Linked DNA regions of Homo sapiens: all the other regions are linked to region 1. A link is a contact called in ENCODE Hi-C or POLR2A ChIA-PET data. All regions are on one chromosome and are shown on one strand. The core of a region is the stretch at or near the end of the contact, and the rest is flanking DNA. Distances in the headings are between cores, read along the strand shown.

What was found. A loop is a pair of places that touch in the nucleus more often than their neighbours do. ChIA-PET counts read pairs that join two places held with the same protein, here RNA polymerase II (POLR2A). Pooled maps may share reads with other maps.
Region 2: a map of CD4-positive, alpha-beta memory T cell shows a loop between it and region 1 (14-fold over the local background). The contact joins the promoter of PTP4A2 here to the promoter of PUM1 in region 1. A Hi-C loop is called at or near these places in 3 of 168 maps with a recorded cell type or tissue (CD4-positive, alpha-beta memory T cell and naive thymus-derived CD4-positive, alpha-beta T cell), 1 of 37 single-sample maps with no recorded cell type and 10 of 50 pooled maps.
Region 3: a map of CD4-positive, alpha-beta T cell shows a loop between it and region 1 (5-fold over the local background). The contact joins the promoter of KHDRBS1 here to the promoter of PUM1 in region 1. A Hi-C loop is called at or near these places in 1 of 168 maps with a recorded cell type or tissue (CD4-positive, alpha-beta T cell) and 10 of 50 pooled maps. POLR2A ChIA-PET finds 5 or more read pairs at or near these places in 1 of 52 experiments (activated T-cell).

What each region holds. Positions count from the first base shown.
Region 1 is chr1:31,063,595-31,067,243 of GRCh38, forward strand. PUM1 (pumilio RNA binding family member 1) reads right to left here and starts at 2,123. Exons shown (of 22, transcript NM_001020658.2): 1 at 2,022-2,123. RefSeq lists enhancers at 1,780-2,099, 1,967-2,881 and a silencer at 2,210-2,429.
Region 2 is chr1:31,936,579-31,940,210 of GRCh38, forward strand. It overlaps PTP4A2 (protein tyrosine phosphatase 4A2), which reads right to left and starts at 1,790. Exons shown (of 6, transcript NM_080391.4): 1 at 1,409-1,790. RefSeq lists enhancers at 947-996, 2,107-2,376 and silencers at 1,177-1,516, 1,293-1,464, 1,667-2,046.
Region 3 is chr1:32,011,563-32,015,535 of GRCh38, forward strand. It overlaps KHDRBS1 (KH RNA binding domain containing, signal transduction associated 1), which reads left to right and starts at 2,306. Exons shown (of 9, transcript NM_006559.3): 1 at 2,306-2,815. The coding sequence starts at 2,434. RefSeq lists silencers at 2,515-2,724, 3,205-3,314 and an enhancer at 2,541-3,111.

The DNA of each region.
Region 1 (3,649 bases), core at 873-3,372:
GTACCTCACAAATTATACAAATAAAAATTTTTAAAAGAAAAAAGTTATCTAACAAAGAATATCCACATAAAAGAGGAGTTTATCACTGACGCACACTAAACACACCTTCATTCTAAAAGGAATGGGGGAAAGAAAAGACTCCTATAAAAATGTTCAAACGAAACAATTGGCTTTTGTAAAGCTATCTGTATGCCCTAAGACTTCCTGCTTTACCTAAAGAGGCAAGGCAGTTTCTCAAACCAGAGAAAACCTGGCAGAACAGTTTCAAAGTGAGCAAATACCTAAGCAATTAACATGTTATCTTGGGTAGTTTTGTGGTATTTTGGCAAATACGGCACAAAAATTAAAAACTCAGTATCCTAAATATCAGAAAAGCTCACTAATACGTGTAGCATTTAAAATGTGATTTTTTTACAAATGACACCTTATAAGTACTTTAAGCAACTAGAAGTGCTCAGTCCAGCTACTCTTTCACAGCTTTCAAATGTTTACAAAGTTTTTTAAAATATCACTAATTGAGTTGAATTCAAAGGAACACGGTTTACTTTATTTCCATGGCTCACCTTTTACTAAAATGCTTAGTGGTTTAAAAGGTGTTTATTTTTACCACACTTAACAAACATTCTGTGGTCATAAATTTATCTTAAAACAGTTCATTTTAAACCTAAACTAAACAAATTCCAACTTCAAAAAGCTGTGGCCTTGAACAAAATGAATTCAATTGTCGCTAAAGCAAAACACTAACTCAAAGTTCAGAATCCGGAGAGCGTTTCCCAAGAGCCCAGATAAAGAATCAACAGCCCCCCAGTGTTTTATAAAGTTAAAATTAGCAAAGGGTCAAAATGTTTATTTTGCTTACGAAAACTGCATCGGAAGCCACATTTCTTGGGGTTGGGCCTGTCTTAGTAAGTTTTTAGGTGCTTTCAAGAAACAAAATGCTAAGCCTATTGTTTCAGAAGTTAACTGACTTTAAAACAGAACCCAGGAAAAGCTTCATAAAATCTTATTCTTAATTAATCCCAGTAATAACAGGAATTGAGCAAAATGGTATCGAGGGCTGAGAACAGTGTTTTCTTAATTGAACAATAAAAGGTAACAATCTAAGTTACGGGAGAATAAAGCCTTCTCTGGTAATGCTGTGTGTGGGTTTCTGGCTTTGTTTTTTCAGCGGGGGGGGGGGGGGGGGCTATAGGAGGGAAAAGTTACAGGAGTGTATTCCTCACTTGACGTGGGAATGGTACTGACAAGTAAAACAAATGATCTATGTTTACCAAGCATGTTTGTGAGGACTAAAACTAGTATTGTGTATCTAGATTTTCCTACTAGCAAGGGGTGAACCCCTCTTTGAGTGAAGAGAGACACCAACACCGGGAGGCTCAAAAAGGAAGAACCCACCAAAAACACAAGCTCACACGGAAACAAAAGGCCACAGCAACCCAGGAGCCTAAAAAGCATTCTGAAACTTCCTGATCGCCACTTCTCCACATTTAAGGCTCGCAAAGTTCCCCCACGGTGAATCTCGCCTGTGGACAAGGGCCACGGCTGCTTCTAAAGCGATTTATTGTTCCTCCTCCTCCGGCGCTGCCACGGAAGCTCAAGAAGTCGAAGAAATCGGGGTGGCACAGAATTACACTTCATGGCCACACAGAAGACTCGGGGCTTCGCAAACCCATCAAAAAAAGCAACCCGAATGGCAACATCAATCTTCGGTGGTTCCCAACAGGGCCAGGCAAAAATGTAGAGGCACGTCTACGCCCTGGGCTCGGGCCTAAACCCCCAGCATTTTCCTAGCTTCGACCCCGCTCCCCACCCCCTCCCTCCTTTGATAACAATAGGGGCCTTGCTGCTGACTCCAAAACATGTACGAGGAACAGCGAGTGAGAAGCCTCAGCCAGGGCCCCGGCGGCTTTTCCAAAGCCCTTCTCACCCCCACAACCACTCTCAAACACCAATATGAAGGGACAATCTGCTCGTTAGGGGTCCGGAGCAGCGTTTGGGGCCGGTGGGGTGCGGATACTCACGGGCGGAGCGGTAGGATGAAGATGGATTTCAGCCCCCCGATCTTCTCTCTCTGGCGCTCTCGCTCCCCCTTACCTTTCACTCCGACAACATGGCGGCCCACTGGGGACTGGGTTGGCGCGGTGCATCCTGGGATAGGCTCCGGCCCCGGCCCCGGCGGTGGCAGCGGCATGTGCGGAGAAGGCTGGCGGCTCTGGAACAGGTTGCCTGGTTGCCATGCCAACCCAGGGCCTGTGTGAACTCGGGAAACTCGCAGGCAACACAAACGCTGCGCGCGAGTGCCCGCCCGCTAGGCGAGCGCGCGCCGCCAGGGCCGAAGGCGGGGTCCCGCCGGCCCGCACCTGGGAGAACACGGCCTGGAGCTGGGCACGCGGGGTTGCGCCGGTGACGCTCCACCGAGTCTCGGACGCGCTCCTCGCGCCCGCCGCGCCCTCGGAAGCTTGCCCCCGAGCACCACAGCTAGCAGGGTTCGCGGACGGCCACCCGCACTGCCCTGGCCCCAGAGGTGCAGGGTTCAAACCCCTTCTCTGCAGCTTTCTAGCTCTGCGGCCTTATTTAAATCGACCTGCCTCCATTTCCACATTTGTACAATGAAGAAGAAAATAACCCCCACTTAACAGAATGGCCTGGAGGATTAAGTGGAATAATGTATGTTAAGTGCTTTTAGTCTTACTGTCTCAAACTAAACTCAAAATAGATTGAAGGCCGGGCGCGGTGGCTCACGCCTGTAATCCCTGGACTTTGGGAGGCTGAGGCGGGCGGATCATGAGGTCAGGAGATCGAGACCATCCTGGCTAACATGGTGAAACCCTGTCTCTACTAAAAATACAAAAAAATTAGCCGGGCGTGGTGGCGGGCACCTGTAGTCCCAGCTACTCGGGAGGCTGAGGCAGGAGAATGGCCTGAACCTGGGAGGCGGAGCTTGCAGTGAGCAGAGATCGCGCCACTGCACTTGAGCCTGGGCGACACGGAGAGGCTCCGTCTCAAAAAAAAAAAAAAAATAGATTGAAAACAGACAAATCGCAATACTGTAAAAGACCAGAAGAAGATATGGGGAGAAGCTCTATAATTGGAGGAGGGAAAATGTTTATACTCATGAATCAAAGTCAAAAGATCATAAAAGAAAATATTGAAAGAAATATAAACATCTGTACGAGAAGAGATGCCATCAACAAAGTAGAACAAATGGATAAAAAATATTTGCAGTACACGGCCAGGCGCGATGGCTCATGCCTGTAATCCCAGCACTTTGGGAGGCCGAGGCGGGTGGATCATGAGGTCAAGAGATCAAGACCATCCTGGCCAACATGGTGAAACCCCGTCTCTACTAAAAATACAAAAAAATTAGCCGGGAGTGGTGGCGGGCGCCTGTGGTCCCAGCTACTGGGGAGGCTGAGGCAGGAGAATCACTTGAACCCAGGAGGCAGAGGTTGCAGTGAGCCAATATTGTGCCACTGCACTCCAGCCTGATGACAGAGCAAGACTCCGTCTCAAGAAAAAAAATATATATATATACACATATATGTATATATACATATATACATATATATACACATATATACATATATACACATATATACATATATACATATATACACATATATACATATATAAACATATATATACGTAT
Region 2 (3,632 bases), core at 540-3,039, 870 kb after region 1:
CTATCAAGGTACTACTCTTCAAGAATCCCTACTTTTACAACACAAGAATGGGAAAAGTCCATGATAATAATTAGTCCATTCATTATGAAACTTAAAAATGCCAAGATCAGAATACCAGCAAACAACTTCTCACCATCTTCACCAATACAATGGTGTGCTGGCAAGTGATTCTGAAGCCCTGATAATGTGTCATTCTGTATCCTTAATCTCCTTTTGCACACTCAGCAAGGCATAACTTCACTCACTTCCCTCTGAAACTACTCTCTCTTACAGAGCATGACAGCAAGTACCATATTCCAACTCAGCAGTGTAATGTAGTTTGGCGACTCCGGACAGACAAACATTTGCTGAATGCCTACAGTGACACTAGAATTGCTAGTCACTGCTAATTTCTTGACAAATTCCAGGAAATAATAAACCAGACTACAGTTCAATTTACCTAACAATAAAATACTCTTCACCTGAAAAACTAGCAGTACTTTACAAAAGTTTATGCTCCTGAACACTCTACAGGCCAGAGTGTAGGATTTTGGGCAACAGACAAACTTCTTTTCGTTAGCTCTCAGGGGCCCCAGACTAGGATAGGATGGCATCATTGACAAATTTGAAAATTTACTTTGAAGTCATGAAACGTGGGAGAAAAAAATGTATAGAACAACAACAAAAAAACACATCACATCCTTTCTGGGGGAAAAAAATTAAAATCCCAGAGCCAGAAGATCATAGTGCCGCTGGAGGAGACTTATACCCCCTTTCCTCATACTTGAACCTGAAGACCCACGGACAAGATGCTCCCGGAAAGAACTCCCCAACCCAACACACCAGGGTTCACTATCGCCACACACAAAGACCAAGGGGAAGGGCCTCTAGGATGCCTGCTCACACACTGGACACACGCCGGCACACCCTACCACACTCCTGCCTCTGCCACGCACCTTCTCACCGACACACACCATGTTCTCCCCCCACACTCACCCGCTCTTTACCACACTCTCAACTCTCTCCTCCCCCATTTACTCACTCATTCTACCACCACCCCTCATGCCCACACGCTCCCCACACACCCATACCCTCCCCTGCCCTCACCCACATTCCCCCAACATCGACACTGCCTCCCGACGCGCTCCCACTCCCCCCACCTCCTCGCACGGACACTCAGCCCTGTCCCCCACTCACACGCCCTCCCTTCACCAACTCACTCTCCCCCACGCTCGCACAGCTCTCTCCCTTCCACACACACGAGCCCGCCCCTCGCTCACCCACCCTCGCTCCCCCGCCCCGGCCCGGCCCGGCCCTCCTTCCGGGGACGTGTCTCCGGCCTGCACTAATGGCTGCGGCGCCTCCCGCCCTCCCCTTCCCCGAGGCCCCCGGCGCCGGCGCGGGGGCCGCCCGGGAGGGGCGCACTCACGCTGGCGAGCTGGGGACTGGGCATTGAAGTCCGGCGGTGGCGGGAGCGAGGAGGCGCCTCTCTCCTCAGTCACCTCGGCGGCGGCGGCGGCGGCGGTAGCGGTGGCGGCGGCGGCGACGACTCCCCCCCAGCCTCGGCGCGCGACACCCGGCCCGGCCCGGCGGCGGCGGCGGCGGCGCGTCTCCACGAGTCCGTCTTGCTGCTGCTGCTGCGGCCGCCGCTGCGTCTCCTGCTGCCGCCGCTGCCTCCGCTGCCGCCGCTGCCCTGTGGCGTCACCTCGCGCCGTGCCCGGCCGCCGCTGCCGCTCCAGCCGCTCCCGGACAGACGACGGTTACAGCCCGGCCGATCGCGCCGCCACCACCACCGCTGCGCGCGCAGCCGGAACCAGCTCCCGCCGCCGCCCCTCAGGGGGCGCTGCGGGGCGCGGCGCGCAGGGCCACCGGCCCGCCCTCCGCGTTCGCTGACTGGCTGGCTGGCCGGCTCGCGGGCAGTTGGGCCCGCCCACCTGCCCCGCGGGGCGCTGACCCACTGCCCTGGGCGCCTCCCCCGCTCCTCCTCCTCGTGGTTCGTTCCGCTCCGCACTCCCGGCTACGGAAGGCGAGTCCATGTGATCGGGGAGGGAAGGCAGAACGTGGCCTGGGGAGTCGCTCGCCCACGCTGCGCCCCGCCCATCCGCACCTGGGCTGGGTCGAGGGCCTGCAGCCGAGGTGTGACCTGCAAGGTCGAAGGGTTCTTTCTCGCTACTTGGCCCTAAGGCCTCGGGTCAGATCCTGATGGGACGGGGTGGCCGCCACGTCCTGGGCTTGGGGATTTCCAACTCAGAAGTGGGAACCTGGCCAGCTCAGTTCTCGGCTGCCCTTCCTGAGGCCCCAAATGAATGGCGTGTGCATCTTCGTCGAAGATATTAATACGCCACCCCCAGCTCTGCCCACAAGACACACACCCACCCTAAGAACTGTCCCTGACAAGCCAAAATTCAGACTTTCAGGATGTAGGATCTTGGGCAAGTGATTCCAAGTATTATCAACTATTAAATGGAAATAATAATCAGCTACCTCATGGGCTCTTTCACGTATCGATAACAACGTATGAAAACGCTTGAGAAGGGCCAGGCGCGGTGGCTCATACCTGTAATCCCAGTACTTTGGGAGGCCGAGGAGGGCAGATCACAAGGTCAGGAGTTCGAGACCAGCCTGGCCAACATAGTGAAACCCTGTGTCTGCTAAAAATACAAAAATTAGCTGGGCATGGTGGCGCCCGCCCGGAAGGAGGGCCGTAATCCCAGCTACTCGGGAGGTTGAGGCAGGAGACTCACTTGAACCCGGGAGGCGGAGTTTGCAGTGAGCCGAGATCGTGCCACTGCACTCCAACCTGGGCGACAGAGTGAGACTCCGTCTCAAAAAAAAAAAAGAAAGAAAAAGAAAACGCTTGAGTTGAGAAAGTGAGAAAGAAGAGACCCTGAATTTCAAGCTTTCCGACTTAATGTCACCTTTAACGACGCAGATTATCGTAGAGATTCTCAGGTGGAAAGGTTTTTGCCTCTTGCATTTGGAAGCTAGCCAGAAATTCTTTGCCAGATCATGCGTCCTGAGTTTTGGTTTGGAAAATGTGGTCACTAGCGAGCTAGGAGGCTGGTTTGGGCCACGACCAGATGGCAAAGTGCGGCATTGGAGGCTGGCTTGGGAGGGAGATGTCTCCCCCTGGGAATTGCGGGTTGGGGAGGGTCTGTTCTTTCTGTCCACCCCTGGGAAGTCTTGCCTGCCCAGAACTGGCGCCTATATAGGAAGAAATGAAGATGCTCCCGTGGGTGCTTCTCCCCCACCTCGCCACCACATCCATGCTCATCCAGCCCTGCGGGGAGAAGCAGTGATCTGTCGTCATTAGACCTTCCCCACAAGGTAGACTTGGGGCATTGCTTCTGACCAGAAGGCTTCCATTAGCGCTTAGCAGTAAAAAGAAAGGTCTTATGACTCAGCCGCATCAAGCCACAGCACAGAGTCCAGGATGTTCACCACCAGGTGGCCCAGGAGGGGGTATTCTAGGGCAAGGCTGGCTAGCAGGGCTGTGTGGGAGTTGAGAGAGGCCTTGAGGAGCAGGAGGGGCTGCAGATCAGTAGCAAGGCCCTTAGGTGAGGAGCACAGACTGGGCTCACTTGCATTCTGTCTGCCTCCAGCAAGCAGTATTTTCTACTTCCTGGAAACATAGACTGATTTGAAAGAAAGAG
Region 3 (3,973 bases), core at 1,056-3,555, 950 kb after region 1:
GTCGTCCAGGCTGAGTGCAGTGGGGCAGTCGTTGCTCACTGTAGTCTCAATTTCCCAGGCTCAAGCAGCAATCTTCCCACCTCAGTCTCTCAAGTAGCTGGGGACAACAGGTGCACGCCACCACACTCAGCTAATTTCTTTCTTTCTTTCTTTTTTTTCCCAAGACAGAGTCTCGCACTGTCCCCCAGGCTGGAGTGCAGTGCTGCAATCTCAGCTCACTGCAACCTCCGCCTCCTGGGTTCAAGCGATTCTTCTGCCTCAGCCTCCTGAGTAGCTGGGACTACAGGCACACCACCACACCCAGCTAATTTTTGTATTTTTAGTAGAGACGGGGTTTCACAATGTTGGCCAGGATGGTCTCGATCTCTTGACCTTGTGATCTGCCCGCCTCGGTTTCCCAAAGTGCTGGGATTACAAGCATGAGCCATCGCATCTGGCCTATATTTTATATTATATATATATAATTTATGTAGATACGTGTTTTGTTTTCATTTCTGTGGGTAATTTGGAAATCCTCTCCCTTAACCCCTTAAAGAAGGCCTTTAGGTTCTCTAGTTAAAGGGTTCTAAGCTTCACATCCAAAAATCAAGTTTCCAGGCACTCAGAAGACAATTTCCAAATAAACCTTTTTTTCCTTTTTTTTTTTTTTTGAGACGTAGTCTCGCTCTGTTGCCCAGGCTGGAGTGCAGTGGCGTGATCTCGGCTCACGGCAGCCTCCGCGTCCCTGGTTCAAGCAATTCTCCTGCCTCAGCCTCCCAAGTAGCTGGGATTACAGGTATGCACCACCACACCCGGCTAATTTTTATATTTTTAGTAAAGATGGGGTTTCATCATGTTGGCCAAGTTGGTCTCGAACTCCTGGCCTCAGGTGATTTGCCCACCTCGGCCTCCCAAAGTGTTGGGATCACAGGCATGAGCCACCAAGCCGGGCGGAAACTTTTTTTATTGTAGAGATGAGGTCTCATTATATTGTCCAGGCTGCTCTCGAACTCCTAGCCTCAAGTAATCCTCCCACCTAGGCCTCCCAAAGTGCTGGGATTACAGGCATAAGCCACCGCACCGGTCCCCAAAGACTTTTGAAAAGTGTGGGCTCATTAGGAGAACTAATCCAGAAGGAAAAGAGATGGGAGTGAGTGCTTTAAATGGAAGAAGAAAATAATCTGCGGAGGGAAGGGAAAGTTAGAGAGGGCACCAGGCTTTTGATGGCTTATGGGACAAGTAGGGACCTAAGGCTCCACTTGCATATAGCACACCAGGATGTGGAGAACGTCGTAGGCGACTGTCCACTATGTACCTTGCCTTTGAGAGTAGTGGCAAGGGTCTCTTTGAGCAAGTCTGGAGTGGTAGAAGAAGCCATCCTAATGATGCAACCAACGTGGATTAAGGATCTGGTCTCTACCTCACTTTTTGAAGGAAGAAACACTTAATTGGCAATAATGACGGCGAAACAAAACAAACACAATTCAGAAAAAGCAGTAAAATATGTAAAAAGAGCTAAAATGCTGCTTAAGATTTCCCGTACCAACAATGTCAACCGTTTTAGAACCGACTGGAATATATGTAATACTGGAAATATATATACTGGAAACAACTTCTTGTGTTCCCTGATGTCTGGGACCCTTTTCTTTGCTAGACTTCAGATCTCTGATCTGAACCATCCCTCTTAGTTCAAGTACTCCAATCGCCTTCAGTGTTTCCACCAAGCCGTCCTTCCTCAATTTCTCCCTCCAGGTTTCCCTTCCCCAACTTTCCCCCTGCATCAGACTCTCCCTCAGCCTTCCTTTCTCCCTGTGCAGTCTGTCTCACTCCTGTCTTCCTCCCCAGGCGGTCTCAATTCTCTCTCCCTCCCCTTTCCGTGACCCTCTCGGCAGTCTTTTACTTCCTTACTTCGGTGACCGCCCCCCACCCCACTCCCCACAGCCTCCCTCCACTGCTCAGCCGTTGGAGAGGGCGTGGCCCCGCGAGTAACAGGTCTCCCGCCCCACACTCCGCGGGCCCGCGCGCAGACAAAGACATTCCACAGCTCCCGCCCCCTCCACGCCAGAAAGGGGAGGAGACACGTGTTCCGCTAGCGCCGAGTCACGTGGAAAACGAAACGAACGGAGCCCACTGCCTCCCGCGCATGCGCATCAAGCTCTGGCCTGGCGGGAGCGGAGGGAAAGCCAGAGTCGGGAGGCGACTTCTCGGACGCCGCGGCGGTGCGCAGGCGCCGTGGCCGGACTGGGGACTTTGTTCTCCGCGGAGAAACCCAAGGGCGGTGCCGGTGGCTGGCTGCGCACGCGCGCCGCCTCATTTCCGGTGCTCTCTCTCGCTGGGTCGCTCGGGTCGGCTTCGGTCGCTACCGCTCCCGCTCTGCCACCCCCGCCAACCGCCGCTCGGGCCTCCGTCGCTGCCGCGTCGCTTTCTCGCTCCTTGGATCGCACATCCTCCCAGATGCAGCGCCGGGACGACCCCGCCGCGCGCATGAGCCGGTCTTCGGGCCGTAGCGGCTCCATGGACCCCTCCGGTGCCCACCCCTCGGTGCGTCAGACGCCGTCTCGGCAGCCGCCGCTGCCTCACCGGTCCCGGGGAGGCGGAGGGGGATCCCGCGGGGGCGCCCGGGCCTCGCCCGCCACGCAGCCGCCACCGCTGCTGCCGCCCTCGGCCACGGGTCCCGACGCGACAGTGGGCGGGCCAGCGCCGACCCCGCTGCTGCCCCCCTCGGCCACAGCCTCGGTCAAGATGGAGCCAGAGAACAAGTACCTGCCCGAACTCATGGCCGAGAAGGACTCGCTCGACCCGTCCTTCACTCACGCCATGCAGCTGCTGACGGCAGGTAAGGGGGCCTCCCGTGTCCCTCTGGGTCGCCCGGCCATCCCGGGCATGAGTGGCCCTGGCTTTGTTCCTCTCGCTTCCCGCCCCCTCGGGACCGAGGCAGTCGGGAGTTCCGGTCTCATCCTCATTTTTGGGAGCCTGGATTCCACATTCCCACCTCAGCCCGGAGTGCGTGGGAGAATTTCTAGGCTGCAGTGGAGGCCCGAAGGCGACTTTGCGATCCCCTAGCGCTAATGTCTTGATGGATAGTGCTGAGCTCCCCGCCCCTTTCCCGACTCTTCCCTCCTCCCTCCTCTTGCGGCTGCCGGGCGCGCAGATTCTTCCAGAAATGAACCTTCATTTCCCCCTTTCCCTGAAGGGAAACCCTTTTTGATCGCGGGTGGCGATGAGCGCCTCGACCGAGGTGTAGGAGGTGAAGACAGCCAGAGCGGGGAGGGACCGTGGGAGGAAGGGCCGAGGTGAGGTGGGGTGAGGCTGGAATGCCCTGTCCAGTGCCTTGCTGTCGCTGGGGCCGAGCCGGACTTAGCGGTAACCGCAGCTTAAGTTGCTGGGAGGAAGGAGCGATTTATGTGGATCGGAGCTTGAGGTTTCCGAATCAGATTTCCGACTAAGGCTGATAAAATAAGAATTGCTACTGAGCCATTTTACACCGTGTGTTCACTGTCGTTGAAGGAGTGAAGTAACCCTAGAGACAGTGAAATGGGACGATAGGGACTCCCGCGTAGTTCACATGACGTTTCCCAACGAGATGGACAGAAATTGAGAGAAGTTGCATGATGCTTGTACTGAAAGGCTTGGCCTTTTTGTTGCTGTTTTTTACATTTTTGATTCAGTAGTGAAATAGATTAGAAATGAGAGTCTTTGTTCTGTAGGTTAGCGCTCTTTTCCTCATCAGCACTGGCCAATCACCTAGTCGCTCTGATTTTTCCCTAAAGCTGTCTGACTTTCGCTTCTAGTTAAAATATTATTTTAATATTTTTTATGATACCTAAATTTTACTAAGCAAGTAAAAATTCACATCCTTCAACACTGAATGAGTAGTTGGACTCTTTGGCAAGGTTAATATAATGGACAGTTCATTATGAAAATATTATCTCCCTCCCTTTGTTCTCTGTCTCCCAACACTGTAAGGTAAGGGATCTTTACCAGTGTGGTGTTC